Regions from separate parts of the Mus musculus genome. Here region 1 is linked to region 2. A link is a loop called in an ENCODE intact Hi-C map of the cell type or tissue named here. Cell type or tissue: gastrocnemius. All regions are shown on one strand. Each heading gives the region's core, and the rest is flanking DNA. Links, peaks and the distances in the headings are about the cores only.

Region 1 (12,267 bases), core at 4,079-12,078, 160 kb before region 2:
ATGTATATTTTTCATTATGCATATACATATGCCTGTGTGGAGGTCCGTGCACATGTGTGCAGTTGCCTTGGAGGTCAGAGGAGCTGGTGTTCCCAGTGGCTGTGAGCTGTCTGAGTGGGTGTCGGGAACCACACTCTGGTCCTCTGCAAGAACAATGGACACAAACTGCTGAGCCATCTCTCTAGCCGCCTCGTTCATTTCTTACTGCTGGCATTTTATATCGTTTGTGCTTGTTGGATGACTATGCTCCTGTTGGTAGAGTTGGTAAGCCAGCATTTACACCGCCCTGCCCTGCTTGGCCTTGGGAGCAGACGACTTCTCAGCTAGAGATCAGCTGTGTTGGTCTCTGTGGCCTCTTGGGTAGGTTCGCCGGGCAGCCGTGTTAGTAAACACGCTTGTACTTGTGATGAGGTGTCGGCCGACCTTGATCTTACCTCCTTAGCTTTCCTTGTCCTCTTCACTGTCATCCTCTCTAGGCTGTCTGTGGTGAAGAGGGCCTGTGGAGTTGTCACCTGTAACCCCATATGTGTTCGGTGTTACTGGAGTCCCTTGCTCTGCTGAGCCCTGATTGTCAGCATACCCTTCCCCCATCACTTGCCTCTGCTGCTGCAATTGTGTGTCCGGTGGGCTCCACACATGCAGTACAGTGAGAACTGTCACCTGTGGTAGGGCTGGTGTCCTGAGCTCTGCATCTCGCCTCCTTTTCCCACTCTCAGTATCCCAGAAGTTCTGTTGGAATCGTGAGGAGGACCTCTACAAGGCAGCCAGCATCTCTAAGGGTTATGTGTGGTCAGTTGCTTATTGCCTGTAACGTTTCTCCTTCAAAACCTCAAGCTGCAGTGCCTTTCTGTCCCCCACACTGGGAAGGCTCTTCCCAGGTTCTCCTGTGTGGTGATCTGCTGCATGCTTCTGTTGGTGAGGACGTGTCTGTTTCTTATACTGTTCTCTAGTTCTTCCTTGGGATTATGTCGGATCCTCATGGCAGACGCTGCCTGCGCCTCTGTTGCCTGTGGTACCTGGCATGGTGTCAGCGGCTCTGGCTTTGGGCATGGGCTGTGGCTCTTGGAGCTTAGCCTTGGTGTTCATGGTTATGATGATGAAGTGGCTTGGACTGGCTGAGGCTCCTCCGGGGTGTGATGGGAACAAGGCCGGAGCTGCTCAAGTTTTAAATAGCTTTTATTATAGTACATTGTTGTGATTTCTATTTTATTAGTTATTATTAAATCCCTCATTGTGCTTCACTTATAAATTCAACTGTCATGGGCACACATACTCAGGAAATGAAGTAGATACAGGGCTTGGTTCTATCCATGATTTCAAGCGTGGGCTCTGGGGGTGTGTCATCGTCAGTAAAGGATGGCCCCTGTCCTGGCAGAAGATCCTTTGCAAGGCTGTGTCCTTCTGTCCCAAACCTTGTCTCAGGAATTACCTTAAGGTTTAGCTCACAGGGCCTACCTGGTCCCGTTCCCTGGTTCCTCTTGCTTGTTGAGTTCTGGGTTCTCATGACTGACCTTTCTGTTGGTCTTTAGTGGCTGCTTCTCTGCATGCTTTCCCTGCCCCGAGTAGGAGCTGAGGGTCACCAGGACCCTTGTGATTTTGCCTCCAGGTTTGCCTGTTTACCTTTGTGTCTTAGCTCCTTCCTGTGTAGAGAGGCTCATTGGGAATTTACTATGAATCCTGTGGGGAATCTCCGATCAGGTTCAGGAAGAGGGCATGGTTTCCTGGGTGTACAGACTTCAGTTGGTTTCTTTGGTTGGTTGAATTTGGGGCGGAGACAACTGCCCTGGGGCTCAAGCCAGTAGGGTGGGCCTGGTGCTAAAGCACCCAGAGTTCTTCTTGGCGGGGGAACTTCCTGTGTGACCTTGTACAGGTGTGAGATAGACAGGAGGGCAGATAGACATTTTTAGATTCTAATCAACAAGGCCTGGTCCTCCTCCACGCCTCGATTGCATCCTCAGGTACAAACCTACTATTGATTTTCTTCTTCCATTAGACACCGGAGCCGGAAGCGGAACCACCCAGAGCCCCTGAGCTCAAACAGGGGTTGTATGAGCTCTCGGCCAACAACTTTGAGCTGCATGTTTCTCAAGGTAAGGATGGGACTGGTGACCACGGCTCGGGGCTGGCTTTTCCTCTTGCTATCTGAGGACTCATAGCAATATCTAGTCGAAGCTCACTTTGTCTCTTCAGCACCATTTGGACTGTTGCTTAATGAGCCCGCTCTTTACGATGTATTTCCTCCTTTTTCGTCCTTGTAGACATGCCTGGCCTAAGCCTCTGCTAAAGTTGAGAGCACACTAGGCACACACAACAGCCTTGGCTAAAAAAGTCTTTATTAATGGCATGGACTTGTTTATTTGTTGGAGGCCGAGAGAAGCATGTTTCTTACTTGTTTAAACAGTGTAGTAGGACTGTTAAAACTATGAATCAGATTAGGTGTTCTTTATATACTGACTTTGGAATCGGTTTCCTCAATATCTGCCCGCAGTCTCCACTGCGAATAAAACACAAACCTCCCCTTGTTACCACATGGACAGGGTTCAGACGTTGGCTCAAGCACATATGGGCAGCAAGTAGACACCACTTCCTTGCTGGCTCTGTTATCAAGTGCTGCCACAGAGAGGAACCCCCTGGAAGACTGGGTTGCACACACTGTGAAAAAGGACTTAGAAGCCTGTGTCCCTGCTGGGAGCCTGGTGTCCCCCTCACCACCTGCCTTACTCAGCAACTTTATCATGGTGTCCTCCGTTGCTACTAGAATGACTTATATAATCAGCACTGCTGCTCCAGCAGTGGGACCTGGGTGTTTCCCCTGGGAAGTCAGACTGACTTGGGCTTGTGTAGAATATTTACATTCTACACAGATCCCCTCATCCTAGACAGTCAGTTTCCCGCTGGCCAGCCAAGCTCCACCCATCGCAAGCGTCTCTTGCAGGACACACCCTGAAGCCCCCACGTGGTTGTGCTTCAGGCTCGCTGAGGCTTTTTCTTCACAAGGCAGCTATGGCTTCTTGCCCTTGCTGGCTTCCCATGGGGCTGCTTGGATTCTGGGAGTTCAGTCTCCATCTTGCTGCCCGGGGTCTGTACTGCACATGGCTGCATAGAGACGGTGTTAGCCTCGAAGATCAGTTGCTCATCATTTCAAATAAGCGATTCACTATTTCCCTGGAATGCGTTATTGGCCTAGCTTCAGCCATCAGTGTGGCTGCTCACTGCTACACGCTGTGTGGCCACTGCCTGACATCTGCTGTGAGTCCTCTCCTGACCTGGGGCTGCTATCAGCCTAATGTAGAAGCAGATCAACCAGATAGAAAAATGTGTCCAGAAAATCATGTTGTGAGGACTTTATATTTTTTCTTTCTTTTTTTTTTTTTTTTAACTCACCAGGAGCGTTATTTATTTATTTTAAAACCTGGTTTTGTTGTTGTCGTTGTTGTTTGTTTGTTTTTGGCAAACAAATGATAAGTACAAAAAGAATTGACAGGGCTCAGTGAAGGCAGTCTTCCGTGACTACACCACAGCCTGTTTTGTACCACCCATACCCCAGGCCTCTCTCCCATTCCCTACCCAGAGGCCAGCCCTTGCTCTTTGTGTGGAACCCATGCCTGGGTTTGGGGCCTCATAGCTCAGGTGTGCACTGGTGAATATTCGACTTCAGTCTGCTCATCTGACATATATGATGGTTCAGTTTAATGCTCCTGCCCCTAGGCCTAGGTTGGATTTTATGGACTTTTTTAAATTAGGTATTTATTTCATGTACATTTCCAATGCTATCCCAAAAGTCCCCCACATCCTCCCACACCCACTCCCCCACCCACCCACTCCCACTTCTTGGCCCTGGCGTTCTCCTGTATTGAGGCATATAAAGTTTGCACGACCAGTGGGCCTCTCTTTCCACTGATGGCTGACTAGGCCATCTTCTGATACATATGCAGCTAGAGACACGAGTTCGGGGGGGGGGTACTGGTTAGTTCATATTGTTGTTCCACCTATAGGGTTGCAGATCCCCCCATCTCCTTGGGTACTTTCTCTAGCTCCTCCATTGGGGGCCCTGTGATCCATCCAATAGCTGACTGTGAGCCTCCACTTCTGTGTTTGTTAGGCCCCAGCATAGTCTCACAAGAGACAGCTGTATCGGGGTCCTTTCAGCAAAATCTTGCTAGTGTATGCAATAGTGTCTGCGTTTGGAGGCTGATTATGGGATGGATCCCCGGGTATGGCACTAGATGGTCCATCCTTTCGTCTCAGCTCCAAACTTTGTCTCTGTGGATTTTATGAATCTTAAATGCATTTGTACACTCATTGAAGGCTGAGGGTGTCTGTGTCAAGGTTCTGTTGATCTACATGTTCCCCAGCATTTCTTTCTGCATTCTTTGCTGAGCACATATGGCTTGTGGACCTGCAGAATTCTCTGAAGTCTGGACTCTGCTGGTCAAATCTCTGGTAGATCACATACCACCTTGTCATGGTTTTCCCGTATATGCTTTGGAGGGGTGCTGGAGGGCCTTATGACTGCTAGTGCCTCTGACGATCTGTTGCCTGTGATTGGAGCAGTACTCATGGCCACTGTGTGGGCCCTCCCTCATCAGATTAGTTGGTGCTAACTTCATTTATCACTTGCAGTGTTAGGTCGAGAAAAAGAGGCATGGTAAATGTGCAGCTCTTTCCCTTTTTGCCAGTTTTCTTTTAGCATGAGTTGGTTCTCTGTTACCCTTCAAAGATGACCAATTTGGTTTTGAGTTATTGTTTTGAATGCCCATATAAACAAACATAGGTGGTGGTGAGCCCCTTTTCTCAGAAGGACTTGAGATCTCTAAGCAAGGGAACAAAGCTGTATTCTTGAGTCCAGCATTTGGTTCTGTGGTGTAAACCCATTGCCTCTTCCTGTTCCTCTCCGCCTTGGCCTTCCCCGCAGGCAACCACTTTATCAAGTTCTTCGCTCCGTGGTGCGGTCACTGCAAAGCTCTGGCTCCAACCTGGGAGCAGCTGGCTCTGGGCCTTGAACATTCTGAAACCGTCAAGATTGGCAAGGTAAGTCCAAGCCCGTGTTAAACTGGAACAGTCTGCCTTGGGCCAGATTAATTAGCAGAGTAGTCCATTATTCATTCTGTGTGCAAAGTTGCAAACTTGATTTATTAATTCCAGTTAGTGTGCCACTTGACAATTCATTTCACCTTCACAGATGGCAGCCTGGTTTTGGAGTCTGCTGGCTTTTCCACAGGATGGAGATACATTATGGCCTTGGCCAATTTATTCTGAAGGAATGGCCAATTCTGAATTGGCAGCCCTGGAGCTGTGCAAAGATATGGGGTAGAGCCTTGTAGAATGTTCACTGGGTATCTGTGGAGCTCAGCCAATAGCTTTCCTGAAGGGTCCTTCCTGGGTTCTGCACTCACACAGGATCACAGCAGACCCTTTATGGCGAACCCTCTTTTCCACTGCTAGCCACAGTTCCTTCCAACTGTTCAAACAGAGAAGCCAGAAGGAATGTGTAACAACTTCTGTGTGCCCGGGCTTTCTGGAACTGTCTAGAGCAGCCCCTGGGCTTCTGGCTACTTTTAATCTTATTGACTTTGTGATGCTCACCAGTCGCTCACTCTCTATGGAATTCCTCTAGAAAAATGTCTCCTTTCCCCACGTGCTGCAGGGCTTGTTTGCATACAGAAGAGGTGCCTCGTGTCTGGGTATGACGATCAGAAGCAGAAGCTGGGGGTGGTAGACCTGGCAGGCTGGCCCTGGTTGAGATGTCTCCCCTCAGTTACTTCTTTGCAGAAAGGAAACAAGATGGATGGCTGGGTGGTGTATCGGCAGATGAGAGTCTGCTGTTTAGCATGGCCCTTGGGGGTGGGGTGATGCTGGGCACATTGTTATTCTCACCGTGAGTTGTATGGATTCTATCCTTTTGTCTGTTTTGCTTTCAATGTCGTAGTCTACCATTGACGGATAATACAGTGACTGACATGATCAATAATGCTGATTATTTCAGTCGTTGAACATTGTGTGGAAATACAAGGCGAAAATACATCTTGCCTTCTGTCCTGCATCCGTCTTGGCATCCTTACTTCAAATTAAGAGTTTTTGTGGGAGGTGATTTGTCTCTACTTTATTCAGTAAAGGCTCTGAGCAGAAGCAGACATGAGCAGTCACAGGCTGTGAGGGACATTGCTTTAGACAGGACCCTCCCTGGAGAATGCTTGTGCCCCTCACAGACCTAGCTGGAAGCTTCCTGGACCTCATTTTAACACCTAATGGCTCTTGCTGCAGCCTTACCGCTTAACATAGTTTAAACCCCATTTTATTGACACAGTGAAAGCCAGCTTAGTTCCGCTTGGCCAATTTTAATGATTAAAAAAAAAAATTAAAAAATAATGCTTGTAAAAATATCAGGCAAGCAGAATCTTGCTTTACATGTAGTAACCTGAGCCAGGCCTGATGGTACAGGTCTCTAATCTCAGCTATTCTGGAGTCTGAGGCAGGAGGATTACAAATTCAAGGCCAGCTGGGACAGCTCATTGGGACTCTATCTCAAAATAAAAATATCTTAAGAAAAGGGCAGGGGATGTAGCTCAGCTGTGCTTGCCTCCTATGAACAGGTCCCTGGGTTCAGTTCCCACCAGAATAAATAGCTACTGAAATGCTTACTTGGACAAGTTTCTAATGCTACGCTTACTGAATGCTCTTATTAAACACGGGCCACTTGCTCAAGTTTGTCGGGCTGTGTGCACAGGAACTGAACTACAGGGACCTGTGCACATGCTAACATGCTTTGTCACTGAGCTGTCGTCGTCCCCCCCACCCTTGATTTGAAACTATGTAAGTGCCAGTGATATCAGGTTTCCTAGCATTGGGAAATGCCCAGGTGAGTGTCCGGTGAGTGTCTTACTCTCTGCAGCCTGCCTCACACTCCTTCCCACACGATGGGACTTCCTAGACCTGCCATTTTCAGTTAAATTCAAATAAATCCCACATCTCAAGACAAATCTCCTCACCACGTTCCATTAGCGTGGGTGGATTTGTGGGTGGCTTCTAGGCAGAGTCTTCTTAAAGCTTGCAGATTGCTACCACGGTTGCTCTGGGATCTGGATTAAAACTTTATTTTTTAAGTATAAATGGTCTGATAGTGCCTTTTGCAAGGCTGTGGAGAAGCCAGCTGAGTGCTCTGTGGTTCTGTTTTCAGGTTGACTGCACGCAGCACTACGCTGTCTGCTCAGAGCATCAGGTCAGAGGCTATCCAACTCTGCTCTGGTTTCGAGATGGCAAGAAGGTATGTCTTTTTTTTTTTTTTTTTTTTTTTTCTTTTTCTTTTTTTGGTCTTTCGAGACAGGGTTTCTCTGTGTTGCCCTGGCTGTCCTGGAACTCACTTCGTAGACCAGGCTGGCCTCGAACTCGGAAATCCGCCTGCCTCTGCCTCCCAAGTGCTGGGATTAAAGGCGTGCGTCACCACCACCTGGCTAAGAAGGTAGGTCTTTAGCTCCTGTGTGCTGTGTGGGGATAACCTTTCCACTAGCCACTGTGGCTGAGTTACTGAGAGTGTACAGATACAGGAGATGGCTACTGTCGGCTGTTGGAGGAACGTGTACTGTTTAATGCGTGTGAATGTGTGTGTTTCCCTTTACTGATAGACCTAGTAAATACAAAACTGGCATTTGCCAAACTGTTCTGAGGCATTTTGGTAAGCTTGGGTTTCCACTGAAATTAGACACCTGTGCAGGCCCTGGACGCCTGTGCTCCGGTATGAACGACCTTTTAGCCCTCAGAAGGAGATTAATCTTTGCTCCTGGTGGGGTTCTGCCTCCCCTCTCCTTCAATGCCTTGCCCATGGTTAGCATCTCAGAATTCTCAAGGAAGTCAATGGATGAACAGCTAGCCCCTACTTTAGACTCTGATGATGTACAGCTTGGGATGGGGGTGATGAAATCAATCTAATTTCCCATCTGAGTGGGAGTGTCTGCTCACAAGAGACACACACACGGCTGGCGCTGAGACTCCTGATAGGGGTCTAACCGGACAGATGGGGTGGGATGGCATACGACCAAGAATGCTGACCGAGCCCGTGTGTCTTGGACAGGTGGATCAGTACAAGGGAAAGCGGGACTTGGAGTCACTGAGAGACTATGTGCAGTCCCAGCTGCAGGGTTCAGAGGCAGCTCCGGAGACTGTTGAGCCGTCAGAGGCCCCAGTGATGGCTGCTGAGCCCACGGGTGACAAGGTAGGTGTTTGTCAGAATGGGGAGGGAGAGGGACCTGAGTATCTATAGAGTCTTCTCACATGGGGTCTTCTGAGTGTGAAATTGTTTCTGGTCTACTGCTACATGCACCTCGTGGACAAGGTCAGCAGAGGTGTCCCTTGAGAATCCCTGAGGGAAGATGCTTGGTGTCAAGCCTCCAGAGTCTGTCCGTTTGCTCTAGTTACTTGGGAACGATGTGTATGTGAGAGTTTGCTGTGACTCTTCTCCGCTGCCCTGGCCCCATTTCTGTTCCCTCCTGAGCTGGCCGCTGTCATTTCACTTTGGCCCCGTAGCAAAGGCTCTTGGGAGATATGCATCAGGAAGGGCTATGGAGAAGATGGGGTAGCCGGATCGCAAAATGTGTCATCCATTAGGTAGTCACCAACGAGGTAGTCAGCCTAGAGAGAAGAGACATGAGCAAGTTGCCAGATGGGGGCGCATGGGAGCCAGATACGGTCAGGAGAATCAGCTGTTGGGTATCAGGAAAGCACTGGGAGGAACTAGGTCCAGTAAAGGGGTGCCAAAGAGCAGCCAGGGATAGAAGCTTGGAGGGTGGAGCCCTGGCAGGTTGGAGTAGGTCAGCTTCAGGAAGATGATGTGCAGTTGCTGAGGCATTGGGCTCTGAATGACAAGGAGACCCCAAAGCAAGGGTGAGGCAGCGGGGGCAGGAGGAGGGGAGCCTAAGGATCCCACTCTAGTGAGGATAGTTCAGGGGGTGGGGCAGGGGGCAAGAAAAGAGGCGGGTTCTGAGGTCACTCCAATAGGAGGAGTCTTTGGCCAATGGTGGCAGATACCCAAACACAGTAAGAAGTGGGGGGTGGGACATTTGGTTGCCTGGGACTGGTTTCCAGGTTGTATATAAGAGAGGATGGAGCAAACACTCAGTGCAGCACTCAGGACCAGGGCAGGAGGGCCACAGTGAGTGACAGGTAGCAGTTAAAGTCTATGGGAGGATCTGTGTATATTCCATGCAGATTGCCTAGTCATTTCATGGGTGCAAATCCTTGGACTGTGGACTAGGGAGGCCCCTGGCACCAGCATCTTGTGGACACCAAGGTATAACTGTGGGGACAGTGTTGTCTCAGCTCCCACTGCTGAGCTCGTCCTTTGACAGTGGGACACTGGGGGTCATGGGCCGGTCCCCTGGGATGAGGGCAGTGACTCACTGAATACCCGTCATGTAGAGAGAGGGTGACGCACACTGGAACTCAAGAAAACTCAGTACTTGGAAATTGGATACATCAGTGCTGTCAGCTGCCCCTGCCCGGGCAGCAAGAAGCCTCCTCAAGCTTAGGGTCTCATTCCTTAAGTTTTGGTTTAAGAAACATGACCACCCACGTTAGGGGAGCATGTGTGTCATCCCTAACAGGGTAATTACACATTGCAAGTGCTTTCATCAAACACCATGGCTATTTATAACGAAGTTTTCCATCTCTAATCTGGCCTCCCGGAGAACATGGCTGCTTATCTGGATGTAGGATGGTAGTGTTTGTAGTCAGTACATGGATCCCGTGTACCGACTGTTGGAGGTCCAGATTGTGTGATGAATGCACCCCAGCGCCTCTGAGGGGGCTGCTGAACACTGGCATGAAGAACTGTTTAAAATGCCTGAGTTGGGTCCATGCAGTTTTTTGTACATCAGAGTACATAGAGGCCCTTTGATATGGGTATAATAAAAACCATCCACCACACCCGTGCAACAGGTCCCTGTTGGCTAGAAGAGGATGCTTGAAGATAGGCAGGGCAGGAGAGAAACACAGCATGTGAGCTCATGCAGACCTACAGAGGCATCTTGGGCTACAAGCCTGGGAGCTATAGGCCTAGCCTAGAATGGACTGGTCCATGCTGCAGAGCCCTGGTAGACAGTACCTGAAGCCCATGGGCTGATTATGGGTAGAACAGAGGTCTGGGAAGTGGGAAGGTCTGTGAAGGGTCTCAGTGTCCTGCCCACAACCCCTCGGCAGCTCTTGGACTTGGTACCCTGGTCCCTGTGCCAATGTCTCTGTCCATCAAGAGATCATATGGCTGCCCTGCATGTAATTTGTAGGCTGCTCTGGCCAGATCCCATCTTCTGCCCTGTTCTGCTCTAATCAGTGTGTTTAAATTGACCTTTCTCCCCTGAAGGGCACTGTGCTGGCACTCACCGAGAAGAGCTTCGAGGACACTATTGCACAGGGGATAACCTTCGTCAAGTTCTATGCTCCGTGGTAAGTTGCCATCTCAGACATTGTGCCAGTGCTCCTTGTCACAGCATGTGTCTCAGCGGAGTGGGCACGGGTCACACTCACACGTAGGCCACCTTGCAGGAAATGACTCTACTGTACCCCGTGCAGCAACCGTTATTTTAGAGAGGAAGATGAGCATTCACTTTTAAAGCTCAGCCTACTTAGGCACAAACAAAACCATCAGTGAATTGTGATGGGCTCAGCTTTCTCGTCGAGCCATTCAGTACGTGACCTAGTAACCCAAACCTTCCTGGCACGGGGTCCTCGGGGACTAGAATCTCAGTGGACGGAGAGCAAACCGAGACCTAGATAGCCTGGCACTGGAGGACAGATGGGTTCTATGACTTCCATGAACAGCTGTAACCTGCATGTCCTGTGATGGCCCTGAACCTCAGTTTCCTTATGTCTTTGTCAGTACAGTCCATTTGAACAAGCACAGTCCATAGAGATGATCAACCCAAATACACAGTGGTCACCGTGACACCCCTATCAGCTTGGTGCTTCGTGCACTCGGGGGTGCTGCTGCATGCAGGTGTGCTGCTAAGGAGGATGTGACCCGTGAGTTGGGCAGCTTTTGCCCTTGAATAGAAAGGAGACTCAGGCCTGAAGTCTTAGCACCAGGGATGCTAAAGCAGGAGGACTGTGAGTTCGTGGCCAGCCTGGGCTACAAAGAGAAACAAAGGAGAAAGGGTGCCACACAATGCTATTAACCTTTTAGTTTAGAAGCCCCCAGAGCTGTACAGATAGGTGAGTGGAGAGAGAAGTGGGGAAGGCAGAAAGAGAGCAAACGGCAGCAAAGGGAAGATTTGAGCAGAGCTCTGTTGTGAATGACCTATCAAGGACGCCCTGCCCAGGCAGTGCAATCTACACCATCACTGTGTGACCTCACATGTGATTCCCGCTCCCCCTGCTGCTCACGGTCACTTTAGGTGTCAGCCCTGCTCACCATTCTGTGAGATCAGAGTCTAACTTTGCAAACCTGCTCACTTCTGTCAGGCTACCAAAGGTGGCAGGGCTTTCACTTCCTCCTTAGGAGAGGAAGGGCGGGCCCATGTGCACCCAGTGGGAGAATTTGGTGGTTTTAACTGATTCTACGAGGGTGTGGTGACCAGATCTTGGTACAGCTAACCCCTGCTCTCTTCTAGGTGTGGCCACTGTAAGAATCTGGCTCCTACCTGGGAGGAGCTCTCTAAAAAGGAATTCCCAGGCTTGTCAGATGTCACCATCGCAGAAGTGGACTGCACCGCTGAGCGCAATGTCTGCAGCAAGTACTCGGTGGGTACCTCCGGGAGGAGGCGCGGGGGAGGGGCGAAATGTGCCTGGAGGTGGAGCTGAGGATTGGATCAGTGCCCCAAGGGACCTTCACTCAGCATCATGGAATGAGTTGGCTCACTCTGGCCAGGCCTCCCTAGAGAGTGATTTGTATCTTGAGTTGTGCCATTTGAGAAAAAAAGGGCCTTTTGCAGCAGAGGAGGCTGGCCTTTCAGAGTGGGGCTCTGGGTTCTTGCTGGGGTCTAGCTGTACGGTCCTAAGATGTGACGTGTTGGGAGTGGGGTACTGCCTGCTGACCGGCTGTTGGGCGGCGGACGTGGGGGGATAAAGGGGTGGGAGAAAACCTGCGTCCCACCAGAGTTCCAGTGCTCTGGACGGGTGGACGTGAAGGACTTCCACTTGCTCTCCACTCAGCCCCGGGTCTGGCTGTGGGAAGCCACGGACCCCAGCCCTCGGGGGATGAAAGGGGTCCAAGGTCTCTGGGCCTCACGGAAGCCAGAGATAACAGTTTTGTCTTGGACATCCCAGACGCTGCTGTCTGTC
Region 2 (12,267 bases), core at 2,445-10,444:
GATTCCCACAGTCCAGGGAAAGCCTTCTCCAAGCTAATCAGAGGCAAGCTTAAACAGAGGAACTGAGCATGACTCAGCACGTTTAAAAAAAGGATTTATACCCATTCTTAGAAGGACAACCAGAGGAAGCGACATCTGAAGGAGAAACAATGGTATCTGCTTGCCCTTTGATCTCAAGCTGAAGAACACTTTGTCCAGCTTCTTTGGTGAAAAGCCACTGAATTTCACATTTAAAACTCTTGGGGGCAAACATCTCCCTCTTCCCTGGACCACACTCTTTCAAATTCTCCCAGCCCCTTTTGCTGAGGATAGCTTACAGGCAACAAATATATTTTCTATTACTAAATAAATAAATAAATAAATATTCTCGATAAGTATGAGCAGCCCAAATGAAAAGCTGTGGTACTGAGCCTCTGTTTATAAGCGAAAGCCAGTACAGTGTCTCTGGTTACAGATACAAGCAGGGAGTATTCCATTTTTCTTCTAATTTATGTTTCCCAAGAGGAATTCAGTTGAGAAGATTGCCAATATTTTCAGTACAATAAGTTACTTGTTTCTTGTACTAACACTTACTGACTCCCTTTTCAGAGCATGATGTGGGCCTCTTATTTCATTTAATCCGAGCATCTGGAGATCAACACCTTATTAATTCAAGATAAGCCCGAAGTGCAGAGACTTAAAGAGGCACTATTTCTACTCTCACAAACGTAAAGATATTACAAATTAATACACAGGCGGATAACCTTTAAAAGGCCTATTAATAAAACATTTGCATGAAATACTTCAAACCAGTGTCCCAAATATCTCCAGGCATTTTACACTAAACACAAATCAAGAGTTATCTTTTCTAAAGAATCAGAACTCGCAGATCAGTGGGAATTTAAACTACAGGCTATTGTTTATAGTCTTGCTAGTGCGATCTTTTCCAAGTGTGGTCAGTGTGCTCAGCATTTTGTTAGGCTACCATGGTGGATCCGTGTGATGTCAGCCTCTCATCCTAAACAGTACATGCACAATGAGTAAGCGATTTTAAAAACAGAGACAGGCAGAGAGAGAAATTCCATGGGATCAGCACAAGGAAGGAAAGGACCAGGGTGCTGTGCTGATAAAGAGGAGGATGGGGCTTGTAGTAAGAAGGTCTTTGTAGGAGGGTGGACTTTTAACCTAATGCCTAAAGGATATCACTCCAAGGTCACCAAATTGGCAGGCTTGCATAGCAGAGCGTCAAGACATTTTGAGCAATAGAAAAAAAAAAAAAAAAAAAAAACAAATAGCAAATGCCATCTGGGACCCTCATTGGATATAAATTTACAAGCTCACCCAGGCCCTCAGCTGCCACACTGCAACAAGAGCAGACAGCCCTTCATGTCTCAGCCTGTTTCCAAGCCAGGATTTTAAGCAGTCAATATCAACAACAATGAGCTGGACCGAATGACCAGCGTTCGAGCTATGAGAGATTCATCCTGTTGATTCATACTTCCTGATAGTCAGGCTGGCTGACAAAGCTAGGGTGTTTCTAACGTATTTCATGAGCAAATTATTCCTCTAGTCCCAGGGAAGAGGCATGTTTACAGAGATGGGTAGCTTTCCCTCATGCCTTTAACGTGTAACCTCAGCACAGTGGACATTGTACAAACACAGTGGTGTTAAGCTTTGACTTTCTATAGGTTCTTTAATAGATGAGTCATGTACTTACTACTATATCATTCAACATGACATTGATACCAATGAGAAAAAACGCAGACTTCTAACATTCTCAGAGCATCCACATTGCTGAGTTTCAGACCCTTCTTCTACAGGTAAACTCCCCTTACATTCACAGCCATGGTCATCAGGTTTTATCACATTCTAGCCTCTGGTGAAGTCTGTCTTCCCCACTGCTACATGGATTAAGATGAACACCGCTGCTTTCGGGCAGGTGGTAATGCTTGCTGCTTGAACGCCCTCTACCTAGAAGAGGTTTTCTCCTTTCTTCCACGTGGAGTCTAGAACTGGACCTACATTAAGGGTAACTGCAGGAAGCTGCAAGATGAGGTAGAAAGGGTTTGGGGCACAGGGTGGCAACATTCAGTTTCATGTCAGCCTGTCTAGGAATCCACTTGTCCTACTGGTACGCTCCCTTGGAACCTTCAGTCTTTAAAATTCGCTTATGAAAAATAGAAGTCAGATATGACCTCGTGTGCCTGTAATTCCAGTACTCTGGAATTTTGGGCGGGAAGGTTTCCAGCTCTGAAGTATCTTGGGTTACATAGCATAGGCCTGTCCCAAAAAGGAAAGAAGGGATAGAGAGAAGGAAAGGAAAGGAGAAGGAGGGGGAAAGAGTGATGGAGGGAGGGAGGGAGGAAGGGAGAAAGGGAAGGAGGGAGGAAGGAAAGGGAAGGGGGAGGGAGGGAGGGAGGAAGGAAAGGGAAGGAGGAGGGAGGGAGGGAGGAAAGGGAGAGGGAGGGAGGGAGGGAGAAAGGGAAGGGGAGGGAGGATGGATGGATGGAGGTTGGAGGGAGGGAAAGAAGGAGGGTGGAGGGAGAGAGGGAGGGAGGAGGCAGGGAGAGAGGGAGGGAAAGAGAAGGGGTAGAGGAAAAGAGGGGGAAGGAAGGGAGAGAAGGAGGGAAGGAAAGTGGGGGGAGGGGAGTTAAAAACATACCTAGGGAGATATGATGCTAAACTACATAGCCATAACAAAATGAGTTGGCAACCAGCTTCAAACAGTGTGACTCAGAAGCTGTGTGCACTTGTACACCACAGAAGGTCAGAAAAGCAAAGAAAGAGAGGAATCTGAAAGTCACCACACACACACACACACACACACACACACACACACACACACACCTGCCTCAAACCAGATCTTTACATTTCAATTACAATCAAAAATAATGGTTTCTGCACTGTAGAATCACTGGGACAGCACTTTAAAAAAAATAGTGTTTCTGAACTCTGCCCAAACCGCCACGTGCTGACTGGACTGAAATGGAGTTGCCACCGGGGATTCCTAAAAGCCCACATATTATTCTAATGTGCCACAGCATTCGGAAGTCTTCGGGGTTGATTTGGTTTTCTTTGTTTTGTTTTGTTTTTGTTGTTTGTTTGTTTTTTCTTCCAGAGACGATGAATGATGCTTTCTTCAGACATCTTCACCATGGTAGCACACTTAAAAAAAAAATCTAAGGAACTTTTAAAAAATTAAAATCTGTCTGAGCTCACCCACAGGATTCTGCCAATCTCTGGGTTTGAAGAGGGCCAGTCCCAGCACCCAAGAACTTTTTAGGCCCAAAGTGACACGAAGGTCAGCCAGGGCTGAGGCCTAGGAAATGAAAAGAATCAGCCCATGCTACAATAAGAACAATCATGGTCCTCGGAAGCCCTGACCACCCCATCATCAGCAAGTTTCACTGAGTGACATGAGAGACAATTTCCTTAGAATGCTTCCTGGAGGTAGCTCAGCCTTGATTCCAATACACTGTGAGAATTCTTGTCCAATCAGATCCCCTGGTGGTGCAAGTAGCCCGGTTGGCAGGCCCTGAGCCTCCACTCACTGTGAGACTCGAGTTTCATGAATTTCCCAGGAGGGTTTCAGCACTGCCTGGATACTGGTCATTCTGCCTCCACACTTGCCTGCTCCATTAGCTTGCTACTCTTATTTCGTTTTTTTCTCTCTCTCTCACTGGACTCCACCTAGGCGGAACTAAGGATCCTAGATACACTCGCAAAGAACTAAATTAGATACTTAACACTGGGTCATCACTCCTGGCTTGAAGAAGATGGACGGCTCTGATAGGCCTTTTGGCAAGCTCATGCTAACCCTTTCTGAGACCTGGGCACAGGCATGGGTCTCCCCCAGGGAGAAAAAGCCTCACAGAAACCCAGGGGCGGCTGCAGCCACTCTGGGTGTGTCTACTTCCCCAGGTCTACCCACTAGGGACGTGCCTCCTACATCCTTGCTCTATACTAAGTTTATGAATAAAAACTAGCAAGGTTCAGAAGCACTGACTCCGCAGTCTTTCTTACCCCACCTCCCTTTTCTGTTTACAGATGAGAGAAAACTTCGGGGAGGGGGGGACGTGACTCTGTCTGGGTTTGCCACAGAACATTAGTGGCAGAGCCCAATTTAGCCGCCCTCGACTTTCCATTCTGTTGCCTGGCAACGGAGTTCAGTAGAGCTCAGCGGCCAACCCTGGCCCCTACCCCCGCACCCTTTCTCTGCCCCCAGGAGCTTGGACAGCATTGATTGAAGGGTCAACCTTTTGGGACAATGGCCAAGGGCATGAGAGCGCAGGCACTGGGTGGATTACCCCAATTGCGCTGGAATCTCGCCCCATACTGACGCAAGCCCCGCCTGGCGGGGATTGGCACACCTTCCAAGGTCCTGGTGGGACCTTCCTCAGCCACCGAAGCCCTCCTTCCTCAACACCTGTGAATCTCTCTAAAGCATTCAGATCAGGTTCTCGGAGTTCTCAACTGCTGGGGGATTCCCTGACGGTCACTATGGGTAAAGCGGCACTCCGAACGTCCAGGGGGCAATGGAGGACAGTTCAGAGGGGAAAGAGTGCAGAGGACCTTATTCTTAGGAACCTTGGCCAAACTCATTTGCGTTGAAGTGGCCCGAGCTCGTCAGAAATAAGAATACAGGGAAAAGTGCCCCATGTTCCCCGAAAAAGACAACCTCTGCGGGCACCTCTGCGTGTTCCAGCTCCTCCCATTGCAGCGGAGCGCAGGCGAGCACTCGGCCGCGCAGGTGTCCGGAGCACCAGCTGTCCCACATCCCCGCCGCGCGCGCACGCGCGCGCTCCTCCACCTCTTCCCACCACCTGAGCCCAGGAGACTGCAAAGGAGGGATCTACCCTCCGCGCGATGCTACCCCCAAAATCCTTACCCAGGTTCACAAAGCTCATGACCATGTCCGCGTCGTTGAGGAAAGCGCTGTCCTGCGCGCTAGTCAGTGGGGACGCACCGCCACCGGGTCCCGGGGCCAGGAGACTCTTGCGGTTCAAGGAGTGTGCAGCGCCGGGAGACGGCTGCCTGAGCTGGGACGAGCTGGCCCCTCCGTGGGACCCAGGCTCTTGCCCCACACCCTCCGATGCCCCATCCTCTTCGTCGTCATTGGACAGGGCGTTGTAGAGATCCAGCATGAAGAGTGGAGCGGACTTCAGCCGCCCTGGAGGGGGCTCCTCGCGGGCCGTCTGCTGCTGCTGCTGCTGCTGCTGCTGCTGTGGCGGGAGCACCGGGGGCTGAGGCTGCTGGAGACCGTGCAGGGGCCGCGGCCTGTGCGGGAGCCCCAGCACCGACAGGATCTCCTTTTGCATCTCCCGCTTCTCGTGGGTCTTGAGCCGCCGATAGAGGAAGCCCGAAGAAGAGGACTGTGGCGGTGGCTGCTCAGCGCGCACCGGGCTCCCGCCGGCTCCCAGCAGCTGCCCCCCGGCGGCGGCCGCGGCTACCGGCAGAGGGGGCCGCAGTGGCGGGGGGCCGCAGCTGCACAGCAACCCCCACCACCAGCACAGCCACTGCGCCCTCCGCCCCAGCCCGGGCATCGCCGCCCAGCCCGGCTGCCCCCGCGGGGCCCGCGAGGCGTCGAGCGGCGGAGCGAGGCCGGAGCGCGGAGGCTGTGGCCCTCGGAGTGGGCAGCCCCCGCCACCTCTCGGCGGGCTCTCTTCCCGGTCCTGGCACTCAGTCCTTATCTCTCATGGTCATCCGCGGCGCCCCCAGAAGCCCGGGTGGAGAAGAGACGACGGGGCGACGGCCAGGATCCTCCACTCTCCCGCAGGTCTCTGGAGGCGCACGGGCTGAGTGAGCCAGGTGTGTCCTAGGCAGGACTGCGCTGCAGCCGGCGTCCCCGGGCGGGTCACGGCACGGTCACTCGCAGTCTGCACACGTGCGCTGCCCTGAACCCTCAGAGGCGGCTGGCCGAGGGGGGCCGGAGACGACAGATCAAGAGGTGGAGGCGATGCCGGGCACCATCCCCTCGCACGCCTCTCCTGGCTTGTAGGACAGTCGTGAAGTTTACTCCCCTGTGGGTCCCAGGCTGTGGCGTCCCTGCGTCCTAAAAAGCCAATTTTCTCCGCGCGGTTTTAACTTCCCTCTGGTCCGAAACTCAGCGCCCCTCCGCCTTCGGGCACCGTCTCTCCCCCTCGGAATCTCCGCGCGCCTCCCCAAGTGGAGGCGGCCACGATCTAGCTTTCCTCTCGGCAGTCTCTCGGGTGCCCGGAGGATCCCGCTCTCCGAGGCGATGAGAGAGACGAGGAGCGGAACTCGGAACGCAGGCTGCGGCGTCGGCTCGGGGATTCGCAGTCTCCCGCCTCTGCGCACTGCGCTCCCGGCCGCCGCCAACGTGGGCTTTCTGCTGCGCGTCTCGCTCAGGTACCGCACTCAAGCCCAGGAACGCCCTGCCCTACTCGGTAACGGACAGGCTACCAGCCAATGGAGAGGTGACTCTTGCGGGCTATTTACATAGGCCCACCCCCTTCTTTCACCCTCCCTTCTCCCAGGGCCTTGCCTCTGCCTAGCGAGCGTAGGTTTCTAGCACACAGAATTCTTGGAGGCATCAGGAGTTGCTTGGGCGGGTAAGAAAGGCAAAGAGGTCATTGCTAGGAAGACAGATCCGATCACGACCCCGATCTAAACTTTCTTCTTCCTCTGCTAAATAAAAGCAAACACAGCTATTTAATCCATGCCGTTACCGAAGGAGAAAATAGTATGACAGTTTTCTCCTTCTCTGCTCAGTTTCTCTTATTGATGGAATGTAGGCGTTTAGCAGACACGTGGCTCTCAAAGGCAGCTGCTGTAAGTTAAGACACACCCTGCGAGGAAGCTGCTCACACACTAGCTGCAAAGAGGGCAGGACAAGCCAAACCAGAGTCCTGGAGGTTTCCAGTCGGATATTTCAATTTATTTCTTCGTTTGGGCTGCATTTGAGTTCTTAAACTACAACCCAAACGAAAGGGGTTACGATCTGCTAGTGTTACGAGGAAAGCCTTCCCCATCCTCTTGCTAGTCTCTCAATGCAGTTGCCGTTGGCAATTGCATCTTAATGAGCTGAAATGCAATTATTAGACACACCGTTCCAGGTAAAACGTAAAGACGGTGGTAAAGATGGCCTTCAGCCAGGGCAGAAGCCTGGAAAGTATAGAAAATAGCCAGGATAATAAACAGGGCCCTCAACACAGGTTGCTTCTATCCTTGAACAAACTGGGACCACTCCCAACACTGCCTTCTACCAATAAACATGTCAATTCATGGCTCAAATGGCCACTCATCTCTAGATGGTAGAAGCAAATGCCCTTTAAACATGTGAGTCTTTCACCTGACAAGAATGGAAGGATTAGGAAAGAAAATAAGCCACCCACTTTCAGTATTGGTTTATGGGGTCTGAAACATTTTAGATAATTGTTGCTAGGATGCTAGAGACATCAAAAGCGTGCACCGTTTCTTCTGTCCAGGACACTGTACAAGTATGAAGTCACTGCTGTGCTGCTAGAGAGGCCAGGAACTCCACTCAGAAGATCTGAAGTCACAACAAGTACTCATGAGCTTCAAGCTGGGGGCCTCCTCCTTGCACACACTCAGCCACATCTTCTTTGTAAGAGGTCTGACAAGACACATGCGGAATAAAAGAAGCGCAAATTATAAGGGCAGTGAAGACAACACTGGAATCTGTAAAAATAGAAAAACAAACTAAGCCCTAAAGGTACTCCATTAGGGAGTGCCATTTAAAACACAAAAGTGGGCTTGTGGGCTGGTGAGATGGCTCATTGGGTAAGAGCACCTGACTGCTCTTCCGAAGGTCAGGAGTTCAAATCCCAGCAACCACATGGTGGCTCACAACCATCCATAACGAGATCTGACTCCCTCTTCTGGAGTGTCTGAGGACAGCTACAGTGTATTTACATATAATAAATAAATAAATAAATCTTTTTTTAAAAAGCGAGCTTGTGACTCATTTGGGGTATATGACTCTGTGAAAATGAGCCTAGTGAAGAACAGACATGTAGGGCTACACTACTGCCCCCTCTGTAGGGTTCCCCCCCCCTTGTGGCGTGAGTCTAAAATGACATGTAGTGAAGTATTATCAACCACAGTCCTTAACAGCATCTCTAACTCAGGCCTGTCACAGACTCCCCACCCCTACCAAGAGGAATTCTGTTCTCAAAGAATAGTGCTAAAATAAGGGGGTGTTTGGGGGGTGTCTTCAGGTGGTGAGTATGAGAGTCTGAGGAAGCCCCCCCCCCCAAAAAATGTGAGGTAAGATGTCATAAGGTCAGTGACATTCAGCCAAAGGTCACAAGAGATGTGTTCTGCATGTCTATGGTGCACTCTCAACCTGGACATGCCATATTTACAGGAAGCAGGCAGCCAAGCACTTGGGCCCACCTAGTTCAAAGGGATGAATAAAGAGGTATAATCCTAAGAGTTCAATGACATCAGACTGGGACCACAGCTTCTCTATGTATGTCAAGTGAAACTCGGGGTGGAAAGAGAACCTTCATCCATGTCCCTCCCGCTCCTGTTTTCCTGACCACATCCCATTAGAGACTCCACGTGGCCCGGAGGTGTCAGAGCAGAGGACTAGCACAAAGCACACGTGTGATTCTAAGTGGATACAGAATAATGGCATTGAAGGAACTTGTTTGAGCAGGTCTGCCTCCAGAGTTCACTGGAACCTGTGAACACTTGGAGAAAATCAGAGGCCACTTCGCCCCCTGCAGGACACCAAAATATTACTGCCCCTTCCTCTGTAAACCCAGACAAGTTTCCCTCACTTTTCTCTGAGCATCTCTCAAGCATTTGGGGGTTGGGGGCGGGGGCAGAGGAGAAATCTCGTCAAGAAGCCAGATGTGTGAGCCAACCCATAGCAAACATCTGGTTGCTTGGCTGACATTTCATGCAGATGGCCTCAGTCTCTGGAAATAGGTTGTCTGTCCCACCCTTGCCCCACTTCACGAAGTGAAGATGGCCTCACCATAAAGCACAAATTTGTTCCACACGTTTGGTGATACTAGAGACAGGGTGGGAATTCTCACGGGGACACAGAGTAACTCACAGAAAATTCTTAAAAATGCCTACTTTCAAAGTGGTTCCTTACCAGTTGTGGAGAGCTCTATGTTTACAATGTGTTTGGCCTAATAAATTCTGATTTGAAAAGATGGTGCTTGTTAATTTAACATGCCAAATATCCTTGTTTCAAAATGATACTGCTTATCCATTTGATATGCTAAGTGCTCTGTTCTTGCCCATAAACCACATCATTAACAATACACTACAAGTAACCCGGCAGTAACGACACACATCTGTAATTCCAGTAGTTCGAAGCCAGCCTGGTCTACAGATCAAGTTCCAGGACAGCCAGGACTACGTAGAGAAATCTTCTCTCAACAAAACCCAAACCGAAACAAAGCAAAAACAAAACCACAAGTACACTCGTTGATTTTTGTATTCAGTCAGACCCATTCAACTGCTTGGCCCAAAGCCTTAAGCTGTTGCTTTCAAAATTCAACATAGAAGTCCTCTAATATGTGGCTGTAGTTCTTAAAAGCCTGAGGTCTGCCCTCCCCGAGTCCTTGGGACACTCCACTCATAAAATCCTAAACTCTCAGCATTATAATTAGCACAAGGTTGGAGGAGTTTGACATCAATTCCAAAATATAATAACTCACTCACTCACATTTTAAAAATACCAGTTTGGGTTTAATGAAAAGGAACTATGTTAAGTAAATGTTTGCTGAGTGCGAGAGATGAACATCAGAGTGTTAAATAAATATTGCTTCTGAAAGCTACACCTGTAAGACAAACTTCAAAATATGTGTCTCATCCCAAAGTCTGCGGTCACATGCACAGTCCCTCACACTATCCCATCACTGTCTGTTCAAAAATGTTGGGCATTCACACTTCAAAATGTCACTCGGACCATCATATTTTCCAACTCGGAGGACATCTGGTGGCAAAGCGAAAAACTAATATATAAATCTGTTTCCAGAGATTTTTTTTTCCACACTGTAACCCAAATAGCAAATCTGTTATTTATTGAGTCTCACTTGTCTCACGCACTCAGACCTTGTACTCCTAGAACCCAAACTGTCTATAGAATTCCAAACAATGAAGTTATCAGTGGAATCCAGTCGACTCATTAAGCCATTTCTGAATTTTTCATTGGCTAACTGGTATGTGTACATGAAGTCACATTTTTATGTTTAAATTGAACCAAACAATACATCTCCATTTCTCGTTTTATTATCCCTGAAGAGGTTGGTTCTGAGAAAGCACTGGACATATGTTTGTTGGGTAGGGCAGGGTTCCCTGACCCGTCAGCCTCTGGGGTCCATGGCATTCTATGAACCACGTGTGTCTCTATTTAGCAGGCTGCATGAAACTATGTCATATTGGGCTGTCAGTCCTTTTAAGGAGCAAAACCATATGGTGTCATGCAGAGGCCAGAAAGAAAAAAAAAAAGTCCACACTGAATAAATGCAGGTTAGAAAGGAAAGTCACATGGGGCAAGGAGGATGGTGCACAGTTGTAATCCTAGTGCTGCAGAGGCTAAGTCAGGGTGGTCTTGAGTTCCACACCATCCTGGCCACATAGTGAGCCCTGTTTCAAAAATAAAAATAAAATAAAAATCAGTATCATTGACTTTTAGCTTTGAAAGAAGAACAAGACCATATACCTACCCAGTCTATCTACACAGTCATTCGTTTAACAAATAATGAAATGTCTGCTGTGTGTTGGGCAGGGTCCTAAGCTGAAGACACCAGAGAACTATACCTACCTGTGGTCTAAACTGGGGAGTGGACGATCGGAAACTACAGTGGGATGAACAGTGTACCACAAGTTGCTGGGAATTACACTCCAGCTGATACAGCTAAGTGAACAGCGTTTCTACAGTGTGCTACAAAAGTAAAAGATAGGATTAAAATTGGTAAACAGGCAACCTCAAGACGAAACTGGTCCTGGATTATTCAAGGGGCCCAATAGAATCCCAAGAGTCTTTAAAAAGAGCAGACATCAAGAGAAAGTCATAGCCCAAGAGAGACTTGACTAGTCTCATTGGCTTCAAGGTGGCAATGAGTTAGGGAATGCAAAGGGCACAGCTCACAGGTATCAAGTTAACAGCAACCCCAGCTCTGATTGCTAATCACGTCAACAACCAGAACGAACTTATAAGCAGATGATTGGTCAGAGCCTACAGATAAGAGCTGAGGGCGGGGACCTCTTGTCCTCAGTCTATTGGGACCTTTCCATGGAGAAGGGATTGACATCATCCAGACTTCACACCCTCAGAACAGAAGGTGGAAGTGTGGGTTGTTTTCAGCCACTAAATGGGTGATGTTTCAGCAGATATTTCAGCAACAAACCAAACAAACCAAACACATATGTATTTGGATGGTAAGTAATATGGAGGATGTGTAGACAGGGGGAAGGGTAGAAGCACATGGGTGCTTAGGGAAGGCTTCTTGAAGAAAGCTGCTTTGGGGTGAAGATATGGTAGATTAAAGGAAATGAGCTAGGAGGGTATCCTGAGAAGAGGCTTTTGGGCCATGGAAATAGTGCATGCAAACCCCTGTGCCAAGGACATGCCTGAGGATCCTGATAAAGAGCAAGAAGAGGCTACAGTAGGGTGCATCAGAAGGAATAGCAATGGGAAATCCTGTCGGAATGTTGGTATACTAAGATGTTATAGGACAATGGACACCCTGGGAAGGACGTTGGCTTTCATACTCTAAAATAAATAAGGAAACAAATAAAAAATAGAAGTAAAGGCTTGAGATGGCACAACATAGACACATCTTGCCAACATGCACACGAGAAAGAACACATCCTCTCATTGCATGGGTGTGAAGTTCAGTCAGGTTGAATTCATTTAGACGACAGTTGAGTAGCTCCTTTTCAAAAATAAAAAATAAAAATAAAATATCACGAGAGGAATGATAGCTTGAAGCCCAACAGAAGCTTTCCAACTGTTGGTTCATTTTCTCACGTGGGTGGAGCACATACAGGTAAAGTCAATTTTCTTAATTATAGGAGTGTTTTGTCCATGCTTTACACAGTTTGCTGTATGCAGTAAATACTTTTTGATCAGAAATAAAGCAATAGCATCAAACAGGTGTGAGTTGCAAGGGTCATTGGATGACTCTGAGCAGAGGAGAGACAAGAGCCATGTGTGAAGAGACTCTTTTGTGCCACTGGACTTTGAGTATAACATTCTCATTGCAGATCCAGGAAGACCAGCAAGGAACCTTTTGTTTATGATCAAGAGGAAAAGGATTCACAGCAACCCTTAGTGGG

Evidence for each region. Peaks named below come from ENCODE experiments on the same cell type or tissue, not always from the same donor. Only the 100,000 strongest peaks of a DNase experiment are listed, where the experiment ranks them.
Region 1: it touches region 2 in a loop (5-fold over the local background); 12 of 42 quality-filtered maps call a loop at or near these places.

The regions. Positions count from the first base shown.
Region 1 is chr13:38,502,891-38,515,157 of GRCm38, reverse strand. It overlaps Txndc5 (thioredoxin domain containing 5), which reads left to right. Exons shown (of 10, transcript NM_145367.4): 4 at 1,994-2,090; 5 at 4,916-5,031; 6 at 7,178-7,264; 7 at 8,069-8,209; 8 at 10,352-10,434; 9 at 11,598-11,727. Among named protein-coding and RNA genes, the nearest start is that of Gm31834, 19 kb to the left of the region's middle. In gastrocnemius, for the core only: a CTCF peak has its summit at 8,646 (motif pointing right); DNase peaks (open chromatin) are centred at 8,030, 8,662, 9,352, 11,766 and 3 more places; H3K27ac peaks cover 955 bases.
Region 2 is chr13:38,339,188-38,351,454 of GRCm38, reverse strand. It overlaps Bmp6 (bone morphogenetic protein 6), which reads right to left and starts at 5,739. Exons shown (of 7, transcript NM_007556.3): 1 at 4,868-5,739. The coding sequence starts at 5,522. Gm47990 (a long non-coding RNA gene) reads right to left here. Exons shown (of 2, transcript XR_003950672.1): 2 at 7,332-7,576. In gastrocnemius, for the core only: CTCF peaks have their summits at 8,002 (motif pointing left) and 8,695 (motif pointing left); DNase peaks (open chromatin) are centred at 4,980, 5,716, 6,371, 8,696 and 3 more places; H3K4me3 peaks cover 4,145 bases; H3K27ac peaks cover 3,450 bases.